Linked DNA regions of Mus musculus: regions 2, 3, 4 and 5 are each linked to region 1. Evidence: chromatin loops called from intact Hi-C (ENCODE). Cell type or tissue: gastrocnemius. All regions are shown on one strand.

Region 1 (5,000 bases):
TTGCTTTTGTCCTCTTCCTTCTCAAAAGTCCGTATTTGGCTCCCAACCTCACGTGAATTTAAATGCTCAGGTTTCACGGACTCTTTGGGCCTCTAGTTTCTTTTGATTTGTCAAAGGTCTTACCACGTCCAGCTGCATGCTGCATTCTTGTTAATCTGCCTGTTGGCCTAGGATGAGCTGTGACGTGGAAGGTTTGTAGAGGACAGGCAGGTACTGTCTCCCTCACCCCACGCAGGACTTGCAGTCAACATTCCTGGCTGCTGAGACAAAATGTCTGACAGAAGCAACTCAAGAAAGGCTGGGACTTGTACCTCACAGTTTAAGGGAGCTGGGGAGGGAGAGGACATGCCAGCAGGAGGCTGAGGCAGCTGGTCACCAGCAGTCAGGAACCAGGGATGAAGGCTGGGGTTCTCTTCCTTTCAGCTTCTTGTTCACCCAGGACACAGTCTGTGGATGGTGCAGCTCACATGCACGGTGGATGTTTGCTCCTCTGTCCAACCTCTCTGGGAAACCCTCCGGAGCACACTAGGAGATTTCAAATCCAGTCAAATTGTCAAGATAAACAGTCACACCCTGTACAAGGAGAGAGAGATTAACAAGATAAAAGTCTAAGGACTGTATTTACTGTTTTTGTGATGTAGGAGCCTTCAGACCCAAAGACCCAGGGAGAAGTGGACACTTTGGGATTACATTTGATGAAGAATGGGCAGGTGTGTGGAAATATCGCTGGATGGGTGGTTTACCTCGGGGCAAACACAGTTGACGAGACCTGTCTGCTGAGATTTGCCTTCACTTGAGTTTAAGAAGCCTTTCCTGTGGGAAGTCTCTCCACGGAGATGGCCTCGAAGTGAGGGTGGGGGAGGAGAGACTCAGAATCCTGTTTTGCTCAAGCATAGGAACGCTTTGAGGTTAGTGTTTCATGTACACATTGGTGGAAAGAAAAGGGTTTTTTTCTTCTTTCTACATTGGCATTGCTTTGTAAATGTACGTGCCTTTGGTTTTGAAAGTGCACATCAGAAACAGGGACCTTAACCGCAAAAACATGCACAGGAAACGTCTCTGAAATTGCAGCTTGAAACATCATTACCCTGAAAACGCCGTTTGGGGTGACGGCTTTTAACTTCGCAAGTTTTCTTTGTAACTTAATGATTAATTTCTGCTGTTACCTTATTCTCAACAGCTCTGGCCTAGATCGTTTTGAATTTTGTGGTTAATGAGAATTTTTTTCTTTCACTTGATATATATATGTGTGTGTGTGTGTGTGTGTGTGTGTAGTTGAATTTTAGGCAATGGCTTGAAAAATGACACATATTATCCAGTTTTGGTAAATATAATTCTGGGGGAAACTATATCTGCATGTCCAAAGTTCCTCTGGGTTTCTAGGACACACTATATTGCTTTACATGTTTGTCTAGTTTAAATCTCCTTTCCCCTTCTCCTTCCTCCCTCCTCCCTCCTCCCCCTCGCTCCTCTCTCCCCCTTTCTCCCCCTCTTCTTTATCGTCCTCTTTCCCATCCCTTCTTATTGACAGAGGTTATGCTCTGTTACCCAGCCTGGTCTCAAATTTTTGAGTTCAAGGCTGTGAGAGTGCAAGCAAGTCTGTGTCCTGAGGGAAGCCAGGGCGGTGGCTAACAAAACAACAGCAGCAACAACAACAGCAACAACAACAACAGCAGCAGCAACAACAACACCACAAAACTGCTTAAAAAACAGCAACTCAAGCTAGGCAGAGTGAAACATGGCTATAGACCTAGTGCTGAGGAGGCAGAGGCAGGAGGATCATAAGAGTTTGAGGCAGCCTGGATGACGTGGTGGTAAGTCCAGCTCAGGCCAGCCTGAGCTAGAGTGAGACTGTTTTAAAACAAACAAACAATCAAAAAACCCCCAAAAGTAAGAAACACAAGCAAACCCCAGACAACAATGTACTCCAAGTGCATGTTGGATTGCATGTGTTGACAACATATTTTCCTTCCTGCAGGGACATGCACTACAGATACCCTGCTCAGATCTCTTGGTCAGTAGAAAACTGTACTTCCTAAGAAAGGACATTAAGCCATCTCCATGAGACAAAGGAAGGTTCCCTGCGGTCTGTGATTCCTTCAGCCCATCAGGAATCCTTTGGGGTGGGAGGTGTGTAACCACAGGCGGAGGGCCGCCTTCTAAGGAGGAAAAGCTATGGGTGTTTCTGCTGACCTAAGGCAGCTGGTACCCGGCCTTGGCTAAGTGGTCTCAAGGAATGGGGCTTGCTTCCTTATTAAATTAAGAGCTCAGTTGTCAGGGCTCTGCACAGAGCATGGGGGAGGGGGTCCCCAGGCTTCTCCCTCTGCCCTGGCCGTCACTAATGCAGCAGAGTGGGTCCGAGAGAACTCCAAGGAAGGGCATTCAGGGCTTTGCAGTATGAGACTGTGGAGGTGGTGGGGACAGGGGTTCTCTCCAGGAATCCTCTTCTATGGACCTCAGCATTGTATGGGGCCTGGGATACTTCCTGCGTCAACACTGAAAAGGCCTGTAAGTTAAGGGCTGGAAAGGTAACTCAGTGATGAAGGACACCTACTGTTCTTACAGAGGAACCAAGCTGTGTGGCTCACAGCCACCTGTAATTCTGGCTCTCTGGGGACCACTGCCCTCTTCTGGACCCTGCTAGCACTTACTCCACCTCCAACAGACATGATTAAAAAGAAATTTTTTTTGTATGGGTTTTTTTTTTTTTTTGAGGCAGGGTTTCTCTGTGTTGCCCTGGCTGTCCTGGAACTCACTCTGTAGACCAGCAGGCTGGCCTTGAACTCAGAAATCCACCTGCCTCTGCCTCCAAGTGCTGGGATTAAAGGCATGCGCCATCACGCCAAGCTGAAAATAAATATTTTAAAAAGAGAGAATATGTTCAAGTTTGGGCAACTTTTAGCATACTATCAATTAGTTCATTTTCCCTTTTAATCGAATGCCTTTTGGACATATATTGTCTATTGTGACACAAACACAGGGACAGGCTACCGTACTGTTAGGGCTGCCTAACAGTGAGCTTGGCACACGATTTTGAGGGGTTTCTTTAAAGCAAAGGACATATTGAAATCACCTTAACATCCCTAGGGCCTACTTTACTGACTCTACTTTACCAGAGAGGTCCTAGTTTTCTGGTCCCATAGCCCCCCTCCTACTGTTTGAAGCTCAGGGTTTCCTTCAGACTTGTAAGGTCTGAGTGACTCATGGGTACGCCAAGGACCCAGCCAGGGGCGCACTCTGCATTCAAAACCCAAGGCTCTCAAATGAACCCAGTTTTGTTTAAGCCTGACCAAATAGGTATTGAAAATCGTAGTGGAAGGACGCCTGAGGTTATCAGCCCATTTCCCACCTTATTGAGTTCCTGTCACAGTTGCCTGAAGAATGTCCAATGACTTAATTTAATTCATTTGCTTTCTGAGAACTAGACAGGAAAGAAAATTCCCACCAAAATAAGAACTTCAAACTAAATAGATGTAAGGATTCAAAGGTAGAGCGAGAAATCTGAAATAATCGTGCTGAGACATTGATTTGATGTTATAGAAAGGATCAAATGTTCTGATAAACTCCCTTGTAATTACAAATAATTAAAAAAAAATAGGCTGAAGAAAATTGTGATTTCCAGCTGGGTGGTGGTGGCTCACACCTTTAATCCCAGCACTTGGGAGGCAGAGGCAGGTGGATCTCTGAGTTCAAGGCCAGCCTGGTCTACAAAGTGAGTTCCAGGACAGCCAGGACTATACAGAGAAACCCTGTCTTGGAAAAAAAAAAATCCAACCCCCCCAAACAAACAAACAAACAAACAAAACACAAAAAAGAAAGAAAGAAAAAAAAAGAAAGAAAGAAAGAAAGGAGGGAGGGAGGGAAGGAGGGAGGAAAGAAAGAAAGAAAGAAAGAAAGAAAGAAAGAAAGAAAGAAAGAAAGAAAGAAGAAAAGAAAGAAAGAAAGAAAATCATGATTTCGAAACCAGAAATGACTAGAACACCAGCAGGAATCAGGAAACCCGATCGGTACCTTTAAAATGCCACATAACCTGGGGGAGGGGGAGGGCAGAACGAATAGAGTACTTGCTGCGCACGTTGGAGGGTTTGAGTTCATATCCTCGGAATCCACAGAAAACAGGACTCTCGAGGTAAGGGGCCTGTGTGATCCCAGTTCTCCTACAGTGAGAAGAAGGCAGAGATGGAACTCTGGATGCACTTTGGACCAATGGGCCTGGAGAACACAGTGGGAGACCCTGCCTTAAACAGGGCGGAAGGTGAAGGACTGGCTGTTGAGCCTGCCTGCTGACCACCTTGTACGTACACAGGAACGCCCACGCTCACATACATGAACATACACAAAACAAAAAAAGTCAAATAACCCATTTTACCTGCAGTTCAAGAGCTAATGCATTATCCGTTCTGAACCAGCCCACTGAGATGTCAACGTCGGAGAGATTCCTTATTTCTGTGACCTTGGGTATTGCTGTCATTTGGGACTTTAATGTCCCTTGGAGATCCAGGTGGTTAAAAACTTGGCGAATAGTGGGACACTACAGGAAATGAGACCTGGTGGCAAAATCTCTAGGTCATCTGGAATGTACTTTGGAAGGAGATCACAGGACCTGTGTCTCTTCCATCTCTTTTCTCTCCGAGCCTTGGGAGTGGTTTTGCTTTGTGATACAATCCTGCCTCTCTCTGCCGAAGAACCAGGGCTAACTAGCCACAGAGCAGAATCTCTGACAGTGTGAGCCCCAATGGAGCTTTTCTTGGTATAAGTCACTGTCTTAGTGCTTGCCATGGCGACAGAAAGCTGACTAACACGGTCTCATGGCCGTCCTGATGCATATTCACTTACCTGACAGGTTTGTGGACAGGGTTGAGGATCTTTGGCTAAAGGCGCTTGCTGCCTGACAGCAGCAGTTCAGTACGCGGGACACACAAAGGTGCAAAGAGGACGGAGTCCACACAGTTGTCCTCTAACCTCCACACTGTACGTGAGCCCCTCATCACAATCACATA
Region 2 (5,000 bases), 240 kb before region 1:
TGAAATGTCTTACTGAGCCGCAATAATATATTGAAGTAAAGACTGACTGAATACCTAACGCACCACTAATAAAATGAAAGGTGATACTGAAAAATATTCATGTGAAAGTGTGTGTGTGCACGCACATGTGTACACACATATATACACACAGTGTGTGTTACAAAAGCACATGTGTGGTGGACAGAGAACAGTTTGCAGGGATCAGTTCTCTTTTTCCACTATCTGGATCGCACTGATGGAATTCAGGATGCTGGCAGCAAGCATCTTTACTCTGAGCCGTCTTACCAGGCCATGTAAACGCATTTAATGCTGGACCCACGTGGTGGTGCATGGCTGTGATCCCAGTGTTCAGGAGAAAGAGAAAGAAAGAAAGGCAAAAGAGAGTCGCTGCTAATCCAAGGCCCACCTGGTAGGCACAGCAAATCCATTCAGCCAGCTGGATGATAAAACAGTTTCCGTTTTTTAAAGGGAGAGGTGGCAGGGTGTGTAAGGTGTTTGCTGTAAAAATGTAAGGACAGAGTTCTCAACCCCGGCACCCATCCATGTAAATGTTGTTTGGTATGATGGCCCACCTGTAATCCCAGCATTCAAGAGATAGACATCTGAGGTCCCCCGGGAAAGCTAGCTATCTAGGCCAGCAGAATCAGTGAGCCTTGAGTTCAAGTGAGAGAGACCCTGCCTTGATAAAGAAGGTGGAGAGCAATTAGAGAAGACACCCAATGGCCTCCATATATGTGTGCACATAGCTCTGTACTCTCAACTTACTATATAGGAAATAAAATTAGACCAGTAGCAAGAATAACAGATTTGTAAAAAATGTATACAAGTAACTCACTGGATTTTCACTTATCTCTTCCATTGGTACATTAATTGGAAGATGGCTTTGCTGCAGAAGCCAGTGAAAAGCTGACCTGTGTGGTCAACTTTAATTATATTGTAGGTAAAGTAGATTTTAAAAGTGTGATCTGGGAGTATGGTGATGGAAAAGAAAGTTGATAGAAAAATACTGATTTCTAGTAGTCTCCTATACCATAGTAGCAGAGGTTTGGACCTGGGGGTCCATCTACTGGAAACAAGTTGTAGTTTGGCAGAAAACATCAGCTGGCTGGTCAGTTGTGATCAGCCAGCAGATGGACACACAGAAAGCATCTGAGAGACCTGTGGTAAAAATCAAGAAGAAAAATGTGCTTGTGTGTGGGGTTGCAGTGAGGCCGAAGGACGTGCAAGTAAGACAGTGGCTGAAGTTTGAGGCTGTTGAGGACTTTTGGGTGGCTTTTGTAGTGTGTTCAGTGCACAAGCAGAAGATATGTTTCAGACCAGATTTTCTTAAGGAAGTCAGATCCTGAAGAAACAACTTTCCTTATATCCTGTGGCACTCTTCACTGCTTCTTCAAGGTGTGTGTGATTGAGATGGACCCAGAGTGGGAAAAGTTTTGCCTTGTACCCAGGTGGCTGTGCCTGCATCAGCGTGGTCACAGCGATGCATATCAGCAGGTAGTTGTGAGGCAGTTTAGACAGGAAAAGAGATGAGGCAAATAGGTTTATGCAGCAGTAACCAGGAAGGACCTACTGAGACTAGGTGTAGGAGAAAATATGGAAATATTTCAACACTACGTCTCTGGTGGTGCTGGAGAGATGGTGCAGTGGCTAACGGCACACGCTGCTCTTGAAAAGGACCCAGGTTCAGTTCCCAGCACCTGAGACATGCAGCTTACAGCCTACTGTAGCTCCAGTTTCCAGGTGACCGATCCTGTGGCCTTTCCTGGCCTTTTATGGCTGCCTGCTCACACATGGTACGTATATTTCCATCTACAGCCACACATGCATAAGGTAAGATGAACAAATAAACATTTAGAAACAAAGTCATTGATACCATGTTTACCTTGAGATGATATAGCCCCAAATTCTGAGACTGTGATTTAAATTCTGGACATGGTTCAATAGATAACTATTCTAACTCTCACTTATAATAATGTCTGGCAAATAGCTAACATCTTGACACTGTTAATGCCTGTGCTAAGTCGTCATCATATGATGGTGACATGAGGCTTGTCATCATGTCATGTTTACCTTCAGCATTCCAGTTGTAACTGAAGTATCTCGGCTGCTTGAGGTGGTATCTCACAGATAGCATACTGATAATACAAGAAAGTTAGCAGACCTGGCTGTCTGAGGTCTGAAAATGGCTCTGAAAGCCCAGGCTCTGTTTACTTCACTTTCTTCCTGGCATGCAAAACTTCTCAGCTTCAAGTTTCGGACCTGTGGGTTAGAACCACTCAGCTGGTAAACTACTTTAGCCCCTAGGAATGGAGCCAAGGGATGCTTAGTCTGTGTATAATTGAAAGAAATACTTCAACAGGAAGAAGTGCAAACTCTTACTTCTTACCAGTGAAGATAATTTCACGGTTGTTTTATGTGAGTCATAATATGTCTTGTTTTCAGGTATATATTTCTTTTAAGTTTAGTTTATTGCGTTTGCGTATGTGTGTGTATGGACATGGTGGCCCTAGTCTGAATGTCCAGAGGCCAGCCTTGGGGAGTAGTTCTCATCCTCCACCATGTGGCTCTGTAGAGTCACCTGGGACATCAGGCTTGGACAGACCCCTCACCTGATGAGCTATGTCACAGGCCCCAGAGAGGACCTTCTTTAGCAATTTTACAATGATTGCAAATAAGAGGACTGGTAACGTTTGATGCTATGAAAAGTTGGCATTTTAGTAGCAAGAAGTCAAGCCTTTTAAGCTTTTTAAAAGGTAGCAAACAAATTTGTACTGGTAAGTTATCTCCACCCCGCCCTTCCTTGACGACCAATTAAAGTCCTGAATTGTATTCTTTAGCAGACTGAATGAACATGTAAAATGTCCAGTTCCTTGTTTGGCCAGATGAGGGCGCTGGCTCTTCAGTGTTCTGGAGCTTAGGCTATGGAGCAGATTTGTTTTCTTTATTCAGCCAGTTTCTTGTCTGTCTTACTGCTAGCAAGACAGACAGCTTACAAGCTTTTGACTGTGCTGTGTTTATATAGATTGATCTTTCTCAAAAGAAAACCTTCAGCTTTTTGTATAGAATTTTTAAATATGGAAATTTTAAAATAAGTGATACAATTTAGAGGAACATGATAACTGAAAAATATAAATGTATACTTATTTGTAATTTTGATTATTAATAATAAGTGTTGAAATTTATTGAGAAAAATACCATAGTTAACAACTTTCATTGTAATGACTGTCTACAGCAGTGCATATTGGTTATACTTATCTTGTTACATGTGAGTTTTAAAATCTAAATTATTTCTTTCATAATTCTTGAAATTGGCCATAATTGTGGTCTTGAATTCTCCTTGGAACTTGCCTGCTACATCTCAGTCAAGCCAGTCCAGTCCTGGCTGTTTCACAGTTGACTTTTGAGTCTTTACTAAACTATCATTGCGCTTCAGAACTTGACTTTCAGAAATGGTGTAAACTTGTTTGGTCATCTATGATGGAAGGATAAGAGCTTTACTATGTGAGCCTTTTAAAAAACAATCAAAGGCCAGGCATGGTGGCATACACCGTGTCTCTGCGGACAGGAGGCTGGTACAGGAGAATCTGCGTTTGTTATTAGAGAGACCTTATCTCAAAGAAACCAAAGCCTAGCCAGCCAGCCAGCCAGCAGACCATCAACATTGTGCTTTCCTTTCCCTTTCCCTTTCCCTTCCCCTTCCCCTTCCCCTTCCCCTTCCCCTTTCCCCTTTCCCCTTTCCCCTTTCCCCTTTCCCCTTCCCTTTCCCTTTCCCTTTCCCTTTCCCTTTCCCTTTCCCTTTCCCTTTCCCTTTCCCTTCCCTTCCCTTCTTCTGACAGCAAATAGTCATAGTCTTCATCCCTACCCTGTGAGCTCTTCTTCTGTGTTGGGTCTGAAACCTTAAAGATGTCAGTCCAGCTGTCCAGCCTTGAGAAGTAGCTGCATCTGTGGCCTCTGCGTTCCTCAACAGCCCCTGGACTTTACTCACACCTTCCTTTTACTTAGGCTCTTTTGAATTTGATTAATTGTTATTTGAAGCTACAAGAGTCCCACTTCAGAGGGGAGAGGAGGGGGTAAGAATGTACATGCATACATGCATGCATACATACATACATACACATGCATACATACATACCTACACATGCATACATATGCATACATGCATACATACATACATACATACAAACAAATTTTAAAGTATTCAGTGATTCAGGAATTTATAATCAAACCACCAACTACATAATTGACTCTTTAATGTCATGGTACACAAATGTACATGTAGTGTCCTTATCATTAATTAATTAATCACCATCTTTTGAACAGTTCCTTATTAGAACATAACCTTCTACTGTAAGCAAGGAGGTAGGGCATTTTATAGCAGAGCCTCTTTCACTCTGATATTCCTTTTGAGTCACCAGACTGCATTTTATTTGCAACCTGTCTCCATAGACTTGTGCATGGGTATTGTCAGCCACAAGATCTTAATAACTAGAATCAGACTGGAAACCATAGCAACAAGAGTTGCTGAAAGGCCCCTGAAAATGTATAGTTGTTCAGGCTTCAGTAAGTACTTGTATTAATTTTGTCACTCAGGGTAAGTGTCTAGTTCAGTATAAAGTGACTGGTATTTTAAAGTATAAGTCAAGAAACTATTTCCTGGAAGGTAGCATTAAAAGTAATGGAGCAGCTGGGTAGTGGAGGTGCACACCTTCAGTCCCAGGACACGCGAGGCAAAGGCTGGCAGATCTTTTGAGTCCAAAGCCTGCCTGATCCACAGAGTGAATTCCAGGGCAGCCAGGGCTACACAGAGAAAACCTGTCTTGAAAAAAAACAAAACAAAAAAGGGGGTGGGGGGCGGTGAGCTCAGGTGGGAGTCCCGTGGCTGCTGGACAACTCACCACATTGTGACTTCAGTTGGATAGTTTGGCTCCTGGGCCCCATGTCTGCTCCTACCAGGTACACAATATTGCTGGTTAAATAGAACAAGACAACAGATTATCACC
Region 3 (5,000 bases), 140 kb after region 1:
TGGGCACATATAGGACAGTGGGACCTGTCGCTTACCCCAAGGTCAAACAAGGTGACTCTCAGCCTTGGCTATCCCCCACATGATTAAAAAGGATGCCGTGCAGTCTGTTTATCTCACCTGCAGCTTTTTAAGTTCGTTCTGTTGGTGGTTTTGCTATTTTAAAACACCCATGAGGTCAGTGCTGAGTCCTGACTGGTAACTCCAAAGCTGATAAGTCCTACACAGGAGAAGGCTGCGATGTCCTTTATGGAGTAACCCACGTGTTAGACAAACGTTGATCGGGCAAGAGCTATGACTGTTTGACCTCAACACGAACAGATCAAAGTATAAATTAAGTCAGGCATTTACAAACAGAAAGACACGGGTGCTGGCTTGAGGTTCAGTGGGTCCTAACTCTCTCATCTAACTGACATGGTTCACAGGTCGATGGCTCACAGTTGAAAGTGACCTTTGTAGAATACAATGATGATAGATGAGTAGAATTCTCTGCAGCTAGGCTGCCTGAAAAGAACGGTGGGCATTGTAGTGAAGGGGAAGAAAAAAGTAAGGAGCCAGGTCTGGGAGGATTCAGAGTTAGGCCAAACAGAAGACAGATGTGTATTTAAATCAAGGCCCAAGAGACATGGGGTGGGGCGGGAGGGGGGTGGTGGTAGGAAAGGGTTAGATGCCAGATTTCAGGTGTGCTGGGGGACACTGTCTATTATAAGCTGAGGAGATTGAAACTGATCTCACAAATGGATTTGAAGCAAAGATGTCATGCTGACCTCTAAGAATGGGAAGAAAATGTTCAGGGAAATGGCCCTGGAATGTGGCAGCAAGGACAATTGTCTCCGTGCCACTTGGCTTTAACAGACAGGACTAGGAAAGCCGACCTACCATCAGCTAACAATTGGTGTTGAAGGCTGCAGTGTGAGGAAGGAGCTGGCAGAGGTGGAGGTATCACAGGGAAATGAAGGAAGCACAAGGAGGAGAGGATTTAAAAGAAGAGGGTGACTAAGCAAAGGGCCCATCCCAGAGCTGGTGTAAATCTCAGAGTCTGTGGGTGGTGTGGTTACCATCCTTTGTGTGTATGAAAACACGGCTCTGAGCAGACTGAGCAGTCCCAGGGGTAGCTATGGAAACTGTTAAAAAAAACAATTCCAATAAGTATTTCATGGTCCACCGCTTTTGGGTCTCCATTTAATTTAATAGCCAGAGAAAACTACGTTTCTAAGACCAGAGAGTAGCTGCTCTTTCACTCACTCCACCTCTCCTTACGGTTATGATATAAAGTTTGTCGTTGGCCATTTAGATTCAAATATTCATGTGCATGCACACACATGCATACAGGCATGCACACATGAACACATGCACACTCTTGGTGTCTCGTGCTACTCAATGAATCCTGACAGCATAGTCCGCAGCCAGGATCGAAAAAGAGTGACTGTCTGCCTTGAAATAACCGTGGGCCACAGTTGACTGATTGAGGGTGGCAAGCTCAGATTTCTGGGGTGGGCTGCCTGGAGGTGCTATTTTAATATTTATCTTGTACTACTTCCATTAAAATCAACTTTCAAGAAGAAGTGGAGTGAAGCTACCCATGAGTCACCCCGGCTTTATTTGTAATAAACCTGGATATGTGGGGTTTTAGTTTCAGAAGAATTAGCCATCAAGATAAGTTAGGATGACGTCCATGGTTTTCCTACGTGGCCCAAGGCTTTTCATCTTGAGAAGCTCGGGCATGGCATCTCGGGCTGCACAAGGCACTGGAGGGTCCCCTGGGGACCTGAGCTTTGTCCTATCAAGCTACATCCTCAAACTCAGCTTCAGTTTCCTTAGGAGGGCTGTTCCTTTATTCCTGTTTAGCGACAATCTATGGCCTCTTCGCGTGGCGCCCGAACTTGGCTGTGTGTCCTCATGTAGTTGGCTTCAGTGGTGTTTTTATCTGGGTCTCGTGTTATAACTTGCTTAGCATCCCTAAGTGTGAGTTTTAAAATTATTTATGTGAATAGGTGTTTTGCCTGCGTGTACGCATGTGTACCATTTGTGTGCCCTGTGTCTTTGGAGTCCCCAAATTGGAACTGGAGTTATGCGTGGTTGTGAGACCCCTTGTGATTGCTGGGAATTAAGAGCAGCCTGTGCTCTTAATGGCTTTGCCACCTCTCCAGCGCCACCTAGTGTAGGACTTTCTCAGAGGATTTCCTCAGTTTAATTGTTTGGGAATATTTTTTTCAACCACCAGAGAATCATGGATGCCAAATAACTCAGCTGGTCATTAGCCACCCAGGGCTGCATGTGGGGGAAGGCTGAGTGCGTCCTACTTTTTTATTTGTTAAAGTACTTTTTCTTAATTTTTTATATACTTTGTAGAATAATATCTAATCCTTTGACTAATGGGAAATTATGTCACTGGAGGCATAAAATTGCTCCCCTGAAAGGCGAAGCCTGCGTGAAGTATCACAATTGAGGAATAATTTCAGTTCCAACTGTAAACCCCAACTGTGTGAAGGGCATGGTCTCAGAGATTAAAGGGAGATTTGCAGACCCTGAACAAAGTCCGCCAGGATTGTAAGAAAGGATGATTGGGAAAGAACAAAGAGTAAAGAAGAATATTGGAGGGCCCCTTTGCAGACTAGCTGAAAGGACCTCAGTTCTCTTAAAGCTGGCCACATAGCTTCACATCTACATGAAGACAGCCTTAATCTACTCCCCCAATACACATGCTATCAACCTGAGGAGTGCTTGATGTCTAGGCCGCGTAGGTGCAGTGGGGGACCTGTGAACCATTACCTCCATCCATTGAGGGTCAGAGAACAGAACACTGAAGGATGTCAACTTCATTCTGTCCAGGGCGGTGAGGAAGTGAACAGCAGGCCTGGGTTTTACACGCTGCCGCTGATGGACACTGTATGGGATCAGAGAAAAGGTTCCATTTGAGGGTAACAGATGTGTCTGTGTTCCTCACAAGGATGGAGGCTGAGTCAACCCACAGAGAAAAGAAAGAAAAAGATGGATCATGAACTACCAACCTGGGTAGGCTCAGACACATACATTTGATGGTGCTTACTTCAAAGGCTCGCTCTAGACTTCTACATCAGGGCAGGCAACACTGACAGATTACGTTGATTGTGGACGTCCAACCCTTTCACAACTCATGATTCTGTAACTGCGAGGTTCTGTAGACCACCCCTGGGCTTCGACACAGACTGAATGGCCATAGTGTTTTGAACTCTTCTTTGATGCAGTCACCTGACTCTGGGGCTCCCCAACCTCCCCCTTTGTCCTCTGTCTTACTTTAGCTCTTGGTGTTGTTGGCAGATCAACTTGGTACTCACTTCCTGTTGCTAATCTCTGTCTTGACAGTTTGTGCTTCTGCCAGCTAGGGCCGCCGCCACAGAATACCAGCTGAGTTAGACAGCAGGGATTAATTTTCTCACAGTTCTGAGTGTGGGAAAGCTGGGTTCAGGGTCTTGAAGCTGTACTCATTGGCATCTCTAATGCTGCTTGCTAATGGTGTCCACATGTAGCCGTTCCTATGTGTGAGCATCACGGATGCCCCTCTGTGCCTCTGACTTTCTCTATCTTATACAGTGTTAGTTACATGGTTTCTATGGCCATGACCTTTGCAACTCTTACAAAGGAAAACATTTAATTGGGGCTGGCTTACAGGTTCAGAGGTTTAGTCCATTATCATCATGGTGTGAAGCACGGCATCCTGCAGGCAGACATAGTGCTGGAAAAGGAGCTGGGAGTTCTTGGTTCAGATTGGCAGGCAGTGGGAAGAGAACTGGTTCCCCTAGTGACACACCACCTCCAACAACCCACACCTACCCTAGTAAGGTTGCAATTCCTAATAGTGCCACTCCCTATGGACCTACAGGGACCATTTTTATTCAAACCATTACACCAGGACAGCAGTCAAATTAGATCAGGGTTCACCCAAACAAAAACATTTTTTCCTGAATGACCTGACTTTCCCTTCAAACGCAGTCACATCCTAGGAGAATCTGGGATAAGAGCCCAGCATATGAATGTTTTTGGACAGGGCACAATTTAGCCTATAGCTCTTTGTTTCAAAAGATGTTAAGCCATCTTTGGCTAGTCTGTTCATGGTAGCTCATTTGAAAACATTCTTGTATTCCTGCTGCTGCTGCTAATTAACCTGCATTTTAAAAATTTAGTTCAGGCATCGAGGTAAAGTGCACCAAAACATTTCATTTCAGCAAGTGAAAACAAAAGACTAACTCAGGTTGGGGCGTTGTGAGAGATTTCTTCTTTATTTCAGAGAAGTTACTAATTCTCCAAGGAAAACACGAGCTTTATTTAGGGTTACCCCAGCATTCAGAACAGTGTATAGCATCTCTTTGCTTTGTGTCCTGAGTTCTTTTGCTGGGGAAGAAGTAAAGTTGATCAAAATCTGTTTGGGACAAAAGTCACACTTTAAGACTGTGGTAGGAGAGGGTCAAGATAGAAGAGGAGATACTTTGAAAGGTAATTTAAAATTAATTCGCTTTTCTGGTGGTACTTGTAAACACGTGCTGAGCAGATCTTTTCCAATGAGTGGTCTCTCCAGTCCTGATACATGGCTTTGGAAAAAGATTCAATCACCAATCCTTTTTTTGCTCCGGGGGTAAGGGTGGGGGTGGGGGATGAGGTGGGGTGGGGGTGTTAGTATTTTAATATGTGTTTACATTTTCCATTTCTGCTGTTGAATGACAAACCTAGACCAAAAGGATCCTTTGTATGAGGACTGGCAACAGACAGAAATTAAATCTGTCCTTCCTGTGTTAGATAAAGTCCATAGTTAGGGAAGACAGACACTGCTTCTAAAATGATGGGAAGCAGTTTTAGGAGAGCCACATTTACAAAGGCAACGTTTTCATTAGCCAGCTCATAACTTGAAAGCAACAGTCCTTGCCTAACCTTCTGTGTTTCTCAGCCACCTCTCACCCTTCTCCCCTCCTCCGCTCCCATTTCAAAGCTACCCCTTTGTCCTGCCTTTACCCCTGTATCCTTGAAGC
Region 4 (5,000 bases), 63 kb before region 1:
TTAAAGCTGCAGTCTTCTGTGCTTGCAAAGCACACGGTTGACATCTTCTAAACTGCCTTTAACCTTTCAGCGCGGCCACACGATTTCTTCGATGCACAAACACTGGATGCCATAAGACATCGAGCCATCTGCTTTAACCTCTCTGCTCACATAGAAAGTCTAGGGAAGGGACACAGTGTTGTTTTCCACAGTACTGTAAGTATTCTGTTTTTCTTTCAAATTAGATAGAACGGCAAAGTATACACTGGCTTCACATTTATACACTGATCAAAATTTAGGAGGCTTTGTTAAAGTCACAGCTTTGTTCATATGTTAGTATATATATGCCTGTGATATGTTAGTATATGCCTGTGATATGTTAGTATATATATGCCTGTGATATGTTAGTATATATATGCCTGTGAATCCTGGCACTCTGCACATGAAGCCCGGGCATCTTTAGGTTCAAGCTTTCCCGGGCTAGAGTGACTGTAAGGCCGCCTGGGCAACGTAGTTGCTGAAAATGAAGAGTAAGGGTGGAACTTAGTGATAGAGTAATTGCCTACCTAGCATAATGGAGGCTGTGGGGTCAATCTTCAACCTCTAGTACCAAAAGCCAAAAAAAGTATTTGGGTGGGGCTAGTGTGGGGGTGTGAACATATCATCAATATCATGAAGGAGGACTTTTTTTTTTTAAAGATTTTTTATTTATTATTATAGTAAGTACACTGTAGCTGTCTTCAGACACACCAGAAGAGGGAGTCAGATCTTGTTACGGATGGTTGTGAGCCACCATGTGGTTGCTGGGATTTGAACTCTGGACCTTCGGAAGAGCAGTCGGGTGCTCTTACCCACTGAGCCATCTCACCAGCCCAGAAGGAGGACATTTTTAATTGTGTTTTGTTTCATAGGTATAACCTCAGTTTTCTAGAACCGTGGCTGGCCAGCACATTGTGGAGAGTCACTATTTCTTGGGGCTAGGTTTTCAACCCAGAACAAGCAGAATATCAGCTTAGAAACAAAAAACAGTAAAATCAGTTGGTTAGCAAGGAACAAATTTATTGGCCATTCTTTTTTTTTTTTTTTAAGATTTATTTATTTATTTATTTATTATATGTAAGTACACTGTAGCTGTCTTCAGATGCATCAGAAGAGGGCATCAGATCTCATTACAGATGGTTGTGAGCCACCATGTGGTTGCTGGGATTTGAACTTCGGACCTTCGGAAGAGCAGTCGGGTGCTCTTACCCACTGAGCCATCTCACCAGCCCCCTTGGCCATTCTTTTTAAAAAGTATTATTAACTTATGTGCATGTGTATGCCTGCCTGCGAGTTGCCACGTGGTTGCTGGTATCCAAACTCTCCAAGGATTCTCTTTAAGGGCAGCAAGTACTCTTGACTACCACGTCTGTCTCTAGCCTTTTTCTAGTTATTTTTAAAGTGTGTGTGTGTGTTAGTGTTAGGGTTAGCACATGCATGTCCCCATTGTTTAGTGTTTGTTTTATTGGGTTTTTTTTGTTTGTTTTGTTCTTGTTTTTTTGAGACAGGGTTTCTCTGTGTAGCCCTGGCTGTCCTGGAACTCACTCTGTAGACCAGGCTGGCCTCGAACTCAGAAATCCGCCTGCCTCTGCCTCCCGAGTGCTGGGATTAAAGGCGTGCGCCACCACGCCCGGCTCTGGGTTTTTAAAAAAATGTATTTTGTGTGTAAATACTTCCAACTAAAATATCCCCATCATTTGATGATGGAACACTTAGGAGAATATATAAGGCTAAGGGCCTGGGCAGATTAGGACATACTGTGTATGTTGTGTGGGTAATAACCAAGGATGAGTGATTGAACCCTTAAGTACACTAGTGTGAGTGCCTGCACTGACATGGAGTGAGTGCATGCTGAGGGACCTTGCCGTGGGGGTGGGGTGGGGGTGGGGGTCATGTGAAACGTGGGGGGGTGGGACATCCTTGTGAGCTAGAGAGGAATCAGCCAGCTGAGCAAGTTGTCATGGCTGTGGTGAATACCATTCTATGTTGAGTAGAATCAACCTTTATAGAATAACGTTTGAGGCAGTCTACAAAGCTACCTTCAAACTCCTGCCTCAGCTTCTTGAGGCCTGGGATTGTAGATACACAGCACCACATACATTCCCTGCTAAAATGGCAGAAATGCTTAATACAAACTGTAACTGTAAGTGTCCCTGTTAGTAACTGTCATGAACTACTTGAAACTGTCTACATGTGCTAATGTGTGCCTTCAGTGAAGTTTTCTCCAGAAGAGGTCAGCAGAACCACACATCTGGTTGTGATGCTGTGTTGGCCTGAGTTGTTCTGCATTTGTTGTTGTAACTCCAGACCTACTTTTGCATTTTTCCATTAATTGCCAAGTCTAATGCTAATGCAATCATATAACTACAGGCTTCCATAGGAAAGAATTGGTTTTCTTTATAAAGTTCTATTATTAGTTGTGATATGTTTTGAGAACAATATAACAATATTTATTTGGACATCTCTTTTTTTTAAAAGAGATTTATTTATTATTTTATCTAAGTACACTGTAGCTGTCTTCAGATGCACCAGAAAAGGGCGTCAGATCTCATTATGGATGGTTGTGAGCCACCATGTGGTTGCTGGGACTTGAACTCAGGACCTTTGGTAGATCCGTTCTCCCAAGTCAGACTCAGCCCTTGAAGAAAGTGCTTATGACTGCTCGGCCATCCTGACAGCCATTAGTTGCTTTAGTTTTTTTTTGTTTTGTTTTTTTTTTTTTTTTTAAATTTATGAGTGTGTGTGGGTACCTTGGCAATTTCAGTGTTGTGGGAAGAGGTTGACATGTGCAAAGAAGAAAGGATAAGATGTTGTGGTGGCAGTGCCTTTCCTGGTAGGCATGACCATGTCAATTTAAGAGTATAGACGAGTGGTGTTTTATAGTTTTCTGTCTTTCTTTTTGTACTGTTACTAGGTAATAGCGAAGAGAAAGGAGGAATCTGGAAAGATAAAGCTTTTGCTTCATTGGATGCCGGAAGACATGTGAGTGTTTGACAGTGTGGGAAAGCAAAACGTTTACTTTTAAAATTGTGAGTGTAAACATTACTTAACTTTCAGAATGTACTGTGCTTTGAGGCTGTCAAGTTGACAGCTGAGCTGAGTTTTTTATACTTTGTGCTCAACTGCACTGTGTCTGGTGAGGACCGAGAGAGAGGACTCTGCCCGCCAGTCAGTGTGTGTGATGTCAGGGCAGCTTGACAGACAGCAGCTGGAGGAGGAGTCAGTGTGTGTGATGTCAGAGTGTGTGGAGAGGAGTCAGTGTGTGTGATGTCAGGGCAGCTTGACAGACAGCAGCTGGAGGAGGTTCTGGGCCTGGGAGCCTCTGGTCTCCCGAGCGAGCCATGGCTTTCTTGGCCAGGTTATGAAGTCATCGTGATCACTTTTGTGGACTGGTCTTCGGTTAGAAAGCTGCTACCACATGGAGACTTTTTGCCTCTCCATGTCACCCACTGTCTGTGAGCTCATGGTCTTTATTAATGCTGAGTTTTGAGCAGGCAGTTTTGATTTTTTTTTTTTTTCAACACCCAACACACGGCACATCATACTGTCCAGATGCCCTCATTTGGCCTTCAAGGCACCAGGCATATTCGTGACACACATGCATGCAGGCATATACTCATAAAATAGAATAAACATTTAAAAAATGTCAAATTTCAATGTCATCATAATCCTACTGTTATGGAAATTGAACAATACAGATATTAAAGGGCTTTGACTCTTGTAGGATTAAATACTCTTAAATTTAGATTTTGGTCACACATACATGCCTTTTCTCCTTTCCTTCCTTTTCCAATACCTTTTCTTTTTCGGCTCAGTCTTATGAAAGATCTCTCCTTGACAGAAACAAAGTGTTAGATTTTCTTTGATTTAGTTGGAAGCCAGACTGTACAAATTTCTAGTCCATCCTATACCCCAAATGCTACCCACTGAATGTGTGCTGCTCCCTGTGTGGTCTGCCATACCTGTCTTTGCAGAAGCGCATAGGTGTCTCTGTCAGAGAATCAGAAAAGTAAAGACACAGGGACAGTGCGTCTAGGATAACTATAAATTGTTGGCTTTTCTTTTTTAATTCATAGTCTGCCAGATGTATGGGTGAATGAGAGTGAACGACATCAGTTAAAAACGAAAGTAGTTCATTTATCAAAGCTACCCAAAGATACTGCCTTGCTGTTGGACCCAAACATTTACAGGTAATTTACTTTGTGACAATATACTTTTCCTTTCGTAATTGTTATTTTGATCTTTCTAAATTTTGGGTGAGTTGAAATTTATTTTTCAGTAGAGATGAAATATAATCTTTATCTAAAATGCTGGATTTTGTCTTGATTTTGCCTAGACATGATTAATTGAACATCTTTCATCAGAGCATTCAGAACCATGTTGCTCTAAAGGCTTCAGAACATAGATTTCTGGGCTTGGGACAAGCAACTTGTGCTAGATATTTCTTTCCAATAGCTTTCTTGGGTGGTGCATGGGTTGTGGGGCTGTGTCATCAGTGCTGCCTCACTGCCTCTGTGTCAGACTCTGTGGGCCTGGAAAGAAATGGAGTGTGTTGTGTATGCCCGGTACTCCACTCACATTCTCCCCAGACTGAGCCCAAGAGAGGTTTAAGTAGCTTTGTGCTTGTTAACTATTTCCTAGTCTCAATTCTTTTATTTTTCTTGTTTGTTTTTTCAAGACAGGGTTTCTCTGTGTAGCCCTGGCTGTCCTGGAACTCACTCTGTAGACCAGACTGGCCTCGGACTTAGAAATTCTCCTGCCTCTGCCTCCCAAGTGCTGGGATTAAAGGTGTGCGCCATCACTGCCTGGCCCTAGTCTCATTTCTCAGCTTCTCTGACCTGGCAGTTTCAGACTGTGGTTCAAAGAAGTTCTCGGAAGTTCAAAAAAAATTCTTGGGAATTTTTCTTAGCTGATATACAACAATAGCAGCCTCTCTGGGACTACTCTCTCTGCATATATCATAACTGCAGTAGGGTGTTCAT
Region 5 (5,000 bases), 130 kb before region 1:
TCTAGTCTGTCTGAAGACAGCGCCAGTGTACCCACATCCATGAGATAAATAAATATAAAAAAAGAAGCAGCAGCAGCAGCCACAGCAGGCTCAGTGTGACTGTCAGGCACTACTTCAGCACTGTGCCTGTCTGTATCCAGCCATGATAGTCAGGGACTAACCATCGGAAACTGTAAGCAAGTCCCCAGTCAAGTACTTTCTTTTTAGAAGAGTTTGCCCCCCAAAGCAAGCCACCAGGCAGCATTGGTTCTCACCACCCAGCGCTCAGGAGGCAGAGGTAGGTGGATCTCTGTGAGTTTTGGGTTTGGGGTCAGCCGGAGTTACACAGAGAAACCCTGTCTCAGAAAAAAATAAGATAGGAAGAGTTTGGCTGTGGCCATGGTGTTCCCTCTCTCACAGCAACAGGACATTGTATGTGGACAGTGTGTGCCACATGTGTGGATACCTCAGAGGTCATGGACCCTGGACTTTGTGTAACAGGTGGTTGTGAGCTACTAACGTGTGGTTTTTGGAAGGACAGCAAGCTCTCTTAAGTGCTAAGCTATCATTCCAGCCCCAAGACAAATGGATTTCCCTGCAAGGGTCATATAAGTATAACAGAGTCTTGAAACTGTGTGGTTTTAACTTAAAGCATGATACAAAATGTTTAAATAAGAAAGCATGATACAGAATGTAGGCCAGGTAGTGGTGGCGCACACCTTTAATCCCAGCACTTGGGAGGCAGAGGCAAGAGGATTTCTGAGTTCGAGACCAGCCTGGTCTACAAAGTGAGTTCCAGGACAGCCAGGGCTACACAGAGAAACCCTGTCTTGAAAAACCAAAAAAAAAAAAAAAAAGAAGAAGAAGAAGAAGAAGAAAGTGAATGTACCAGAATAGAGTAAAAGTGGCTGGGATGAAATGTTTGTATTGGAAACACACTTACTTACTTCCGTCAATCAAGTGGGGATTGTTTGTTTTTTTTTTTTTGTTTTGTTTTTTTTAGAATTAATTGTTTTTATTAGGTATTTTCCTCATTTACATTTCCAATGCTATCCAAAAAGTCCCCAACACACTCCCCCCCCCACTCCCCCACCCACCCACTCCCACTCCTTGGCCCTGGCGTTCCCCTGTACTGGGGCATATAAAGTTTGCAAGTCCAATGGGCCTCTCTTTGCAGTGATGGCCGACTAGGCCATCTTTTGATACATATGCAGCTAGAGTCAAGAGCTCCGAGGTACTGGTTAGTTCATAATGTTGTTCCACCTATAGGGTTGCAGATCCCTTTAGCTCCTTGGTTACTTTCTCTAGCTCCTCCATTGAGGGCCCTGTGACCCATCCAATAGCTGACTGTGAGCATCCACTTCTGTGTTTGCTAGGCCCCGGCATAGTCTCACAAGAGACAGCTACATCTGGGTCCTTTCGATAAAATCTTGCTAGTGTATGCAATGGTGTCAGCGTTTGGAAGCTGATTATGGGGGATTGTTTTTTATGTTTTAGAATTTAGGAAGTAGTGCAGGAGCCCTGATCCTCAGAACATGTCCCATGCCTGTCAGTGAACCATGAAACCACAAGTAATACAGTGCCTTCCCTCCCTGTACAGGAAGGTTGGGAGGAGGTGATGGGGCATAAGTGTCCTCAGCTCTGCTCCTGGGCTGCGCACGCCCACGCCTGCAGCAGCAGCTGTAACTGAGCAGCAGTTACACGGTAGTGACTCTTTCTTAAATCCAGCGCTGCTGCTGTGCGAGAGCCTTGTGCATGCAGGACAAATGACTTCCTGCCACTGATCTGCAGCCCACCGTTGGCTTGGCTGTATGTGAAACCAGAGAAAGTGATCTGTAGCCGAGGTAGCCCATGGAGAACTCCTTGGCTTTCCTTCTCTTCTCCCGAGCTCGGGCCAGCCTCCAGGCCTTCCTGCCGTGATGGACATGCACAGCTTTACTGGTTTTTGTTTGTTTGTTTGTTTGGGGGTTTTTTGGGATTTTTTGTTTTGTTTTTTGAGACAGGGTTTCTCTGTATAGCCCTGGCTGTCCTGGAGCTCACTTTGTAGACCAGGCTGGCCTTGAACTCAGAAATCAGCCTACCTCTGCCTCCTGAGTGCTGGGATTAAAGGTGTGCACTACCACGCCTGGCACAGCTTTACTGTTTGCCTCGTGTGTGTTACGCTAAATACCCTGGGACTTAGCCCTCGGCCGCTCTAATTGTTTATTTATGACTAGTAGAACTTATAAGGTTGACGGTTTTCGTAAGTTGTTATTGAGTTAGTTATTTTCCTGTTGCTGTCATAGAAAACCCTAACAAAAAGCAACTTAGTGGAGAAAGGGTTTCTTCTGGCCCTCTGCCTTGGTTCCATCACGGCAGGAAGGCCTGGAGGCTGGCCAGAGCTCGGGAGGGAGAGAACGAGGACGGGCCCAGCTGTAAAGCATCAACGCTCCCACCCAGTGTGGACTGCCTTTATCAAGGCCCCGCCAGCAGACACCCAGGGTTCAAATGCATGAGTCCACGGGCCTGCCCCACGCAAGCACTACAGTGATCTGTCGTCTTTGCTGATAGAGTGAGTCGGCAGGAATTCAACGGGCACAGATTCAAAAGGAGCTCTGGAGAATTCAAGATGTCATGGAGGGGTTGAGCAAACACAAACAGCAAAGAGGCTCTTCAGAAACAGGTGGGTCAGCTCTGCACAGCGGTGTCTAAATGGAAAGATGGCGTTACATTTGCACCTCAATAGAGTCTATCACCAGAAACCAGCCCTCTGAGCCACTGAATGGTACATAACTTAATAAACCAAAAGCAGCAATTCTGGCAGCCACCGCCACACAAACCCTGACCTGAGTGAGTGAAGCTGAAGGGACTTCAGCGACTCTCCCCTTCTGAGTCTTCCTAGTGTGGGGACAAAAACGGAAGTGATCCTACACCCCTTTTTCTCAATTTGCTCCCCCCACTTTTAAAATTTTTTATTTATTTAATGTGAGTGCTCTGCTGCATATACATCTGCAGGCCAGAAGAGGGCATCAGATCTCATTACAGATGGCTGTGAGCCACCATGTGGTTGCTAGGAATTGAACTCAGGACCTCTGGAAAAGCAACCGGTGCTCTTAACCTCTGAGCCATCTCTCCAGCTCTGCTTCCCGGCTACCTTTTAATAAATCTTTTATTTATATTTTGAAAGTTTCATTCATGTATGTGGCATATCAACATATGTCAACATCACCTTCTTGTCTTTTCTTGGTTCTAACCAATGAGTGCAGTTCCTGCTACCATTACCATGGTAACTGATCTTGTTGGCTTTCCCCGCCCCAAATGTAGTAGTAGCTGCCTAAGAGAGATTAACTGCAGGGACTAACTGTGCTTCATGTCGGTGAATGTGTGCTGTATCTGCAGCTCTCTCTGTTACTGTCTGTGAGTCACTCTGTAACAGGCATCGTTCCACCAGGTCCCACAGTGTAAAGAGTTAGTATGTACTCCATTCTAAAGACTACGGCCAGATTGGTCTCATAAAAGATTACTGTGTATGCCAATAATGCGTGAGGAAACCTGTTTCCACATATCCTTTCTTTTCTTATTATTAAGATTTTTAAAAAAACTTTATGTGTGCTGGTGTTCTGCCTCCATGTTCATCTGTGTGACTTGTGCCTGTGGAGGCCAGAAGGCAGCAGAGCCCCTGGAACTGTTAAAGGCCGTTGTGCGCCTCCAGCTGAGAATCAGTCAGCCATCTTTCCAGCCTGAAATACCATCTTTTAATTTTAGTATTTAGAGCCAGATGTTGGTGGTAGTATAGACCTTAAATCCTTGCACTCTGGAGGCAGAGGCAGGCAGATCCCTGAGTTTGAGGCCAGCCTAGTGTACAATGCAAGTTCCAGGCAGCCAGGGCTACACAGAGAAACCTTGCCCCTCCCCCCCCCCCCCCCGCCCCCAAAAAAGAAAAGAAACGGAAGGCTTCACCACATATGATAGCTAACACCACAGTCCTAGCACTAGGGAGGTTGAGGCCAGGGGGTTGCCTTGTGTCTGAGGCCAGCCTCAGTTACTGGCAGGGAAGATTAACTCCATTTCTGAAAGCAGGCAATGGGTAGGGATAGAGCGGAGAAGACTTCATCTAAAATAAGTAGAACCAGGCTGGCCTGGTGGGACAGCTCAGTGGGTAAGGACATTGGCTGCAATACTGGAGACCTGGGTTTGATCCCTGAGACCCACAAGGTGGAAGGACAGAGCCCACTAGTACAAGCTGTCCTCTGCCTTCTATCTACATGAGCACTTGGCACGTGTGCATGCACATGCTCATAAAATAAAAACATCGAATTTCAATTATTTTTTTAAATTTATTTATTTATTGTGTATAAGTAAACTGTAGCTGTCTTCAGACACACCAGAAGAGGGCATCAGATCTCATTACAGATGGTTGTGAGCCACCATGTAGTTGCTGGGATTTGAACTCAGGACCTCTGGAAGAACAGTCAGTGTTCTTAACCTCTGAGCCATCTCTCCAGGCCAGAGTTTAAATCCTTAAGTAAAGTAAGCTAACTGAAATCATGCTTGCTGTGGATTTAGAAAGTTGTTCTTGTTGATCAGTGGGGCACATGCCTTCAATCCCAGCACTCAGGAGGCAGAGGCAGGGGGATCTCTGTGAGTTCCAGGACAGCCAGGGCAGTTACACAGAGAAAAATCCTGTCTTGAAGAAGAAAACAACCAAAAAAAAGAAAAGAAGAAAGGAAAGTGTTCTTACATAAGCAGTGATGTTTTCTAATTTTCCCAGTAGGTCTGGCAGGATCAAAGCCTTTCTCATCAGTTAAGTACAAGAGCGAGGTAAGTTGGGCTTGGTTTTCTACCTAACTTGAGATATTAACAAGTGAGATAAAAGTAGTTACATCTCCTCTGTTCCAGCCTGCCCGGGTGGCGGTGCCTGTAACCCAGTGCTCGGGAGGCTGAGACACGAGGAAGCAAGTTTGCCTGGGCTGCATAGCAAGACTGTCTCAGGAGAAAAAAAATGTTTTTTAAATAAATATATCTAGGTCATTTTAACCTTA

Evidence for each region. Peaks named below come from ENCODE experiments on the same cell type or tissue, not always from the same donor. Only the 100,000 strongest peaks of a DNase experiment are listed, where the experiment ranks them.
Region 2: it touches region 1 in a loop (2.6-fold over the local background); 13 of 42 quality-filtered maps call a loop at or near these places.
Region 3: a loop joins it to region 1, with 2.5 times the contacts of the local background. A loop is called at or near these places in 13 of 42 quality-filtered maps.
Region 4: a loop joins it to region 1, with 2.6 times the contacts of the local background. A loop is called at or near these places in 8 of 42 quality-filtered maps.
Region 5: a loop joins it to region 1, with 2.6 times the contacts of the local background. A loop is called at or near these places in 3 of 42 quality-filtered maps.

The regions. Positions count from the first base shown.
Region 1 is chr6:140,707,293-140,712,292 of GRCm38, forward strand. The region is part of intron 4 of Gm30215 (a long non-coding RNA gene); the gene reads left to right. Among named protein-coding and RNA genes, the nearest start is that of Gm30215, 30 kb to the left of the region's middle. In gastrocnemius, no CTCF peak of the experiment used is centred here; a DNase peak (open chromatin) is centred at 2,607; H3K4me3 peaks cover 314 bases; H3K27ac peaks cover 364 bases.
Region 2 is chr6:140,469,666-140,474,665 of GRCm38, forward strand. All of the region lies in intron 3 of Plekha5 (pleckstrin homology domain containing, family A member 5), which reads left to right. Among named protein-coding and RNA genes, the nearest start is that of Plekha5, 48 kb to the left of the region's middle. In gastrocnemius, a CTCF peak has its summit at 2,883 (motif pointing right); DNase peaks (open chromatin) are centred at 336 and 2,875.
Region 3 is chr6:140,851,559-140,856,558 of GRCm38, forward strand. No RefSeq gene overlaps it. Among named protein-coding and RNA genes, the nearest start is that of Gm30524, 100 kb to the right of the region's middle. In gastrocnemius, a CTCF peak has its summit at 2,148 (motif pointing left); a DNase peak (open chromatin) is centred at 2,150.
Region 4 is chr6:140,643,878-140,648,877 of GRCm38, forward strand. Aebp2 (AE binding protein 2) reads left to right here. Exons shown (of 8, transcript NM_001005605.2): 5 at 71-195; 6 at 2,933-3,000; 7 at 4,095-4,208. Among named protein-coding and RNA genes, the nearest start is that of Aebp2, 23 kb to the left of the region's middle. In gastrocnemius, a CTCF peak has its summit at 2,243 (motif pointing right); no DNase peak of the experiment used is centred here.
Region 5 is chr6:140,574,698-140,579,697 of GRCm38, forward strand. Plekha5 (pleckstrin homology domain containing, family A member 5) reads left to right here. Exons shown (of 31, transcript NM_144920.3): 22 at 2,530-2,641; 23 at 4,733-4,779. Among named protein-coding and RNA genes, the nearest start is that of Aebp2, 46 kb to the right of the region's middle. In gastrocnemius, a CTCF peak has its summit at 2,966 (motif pointing right); a DNase peak (open chromatin) is centred at 2,373.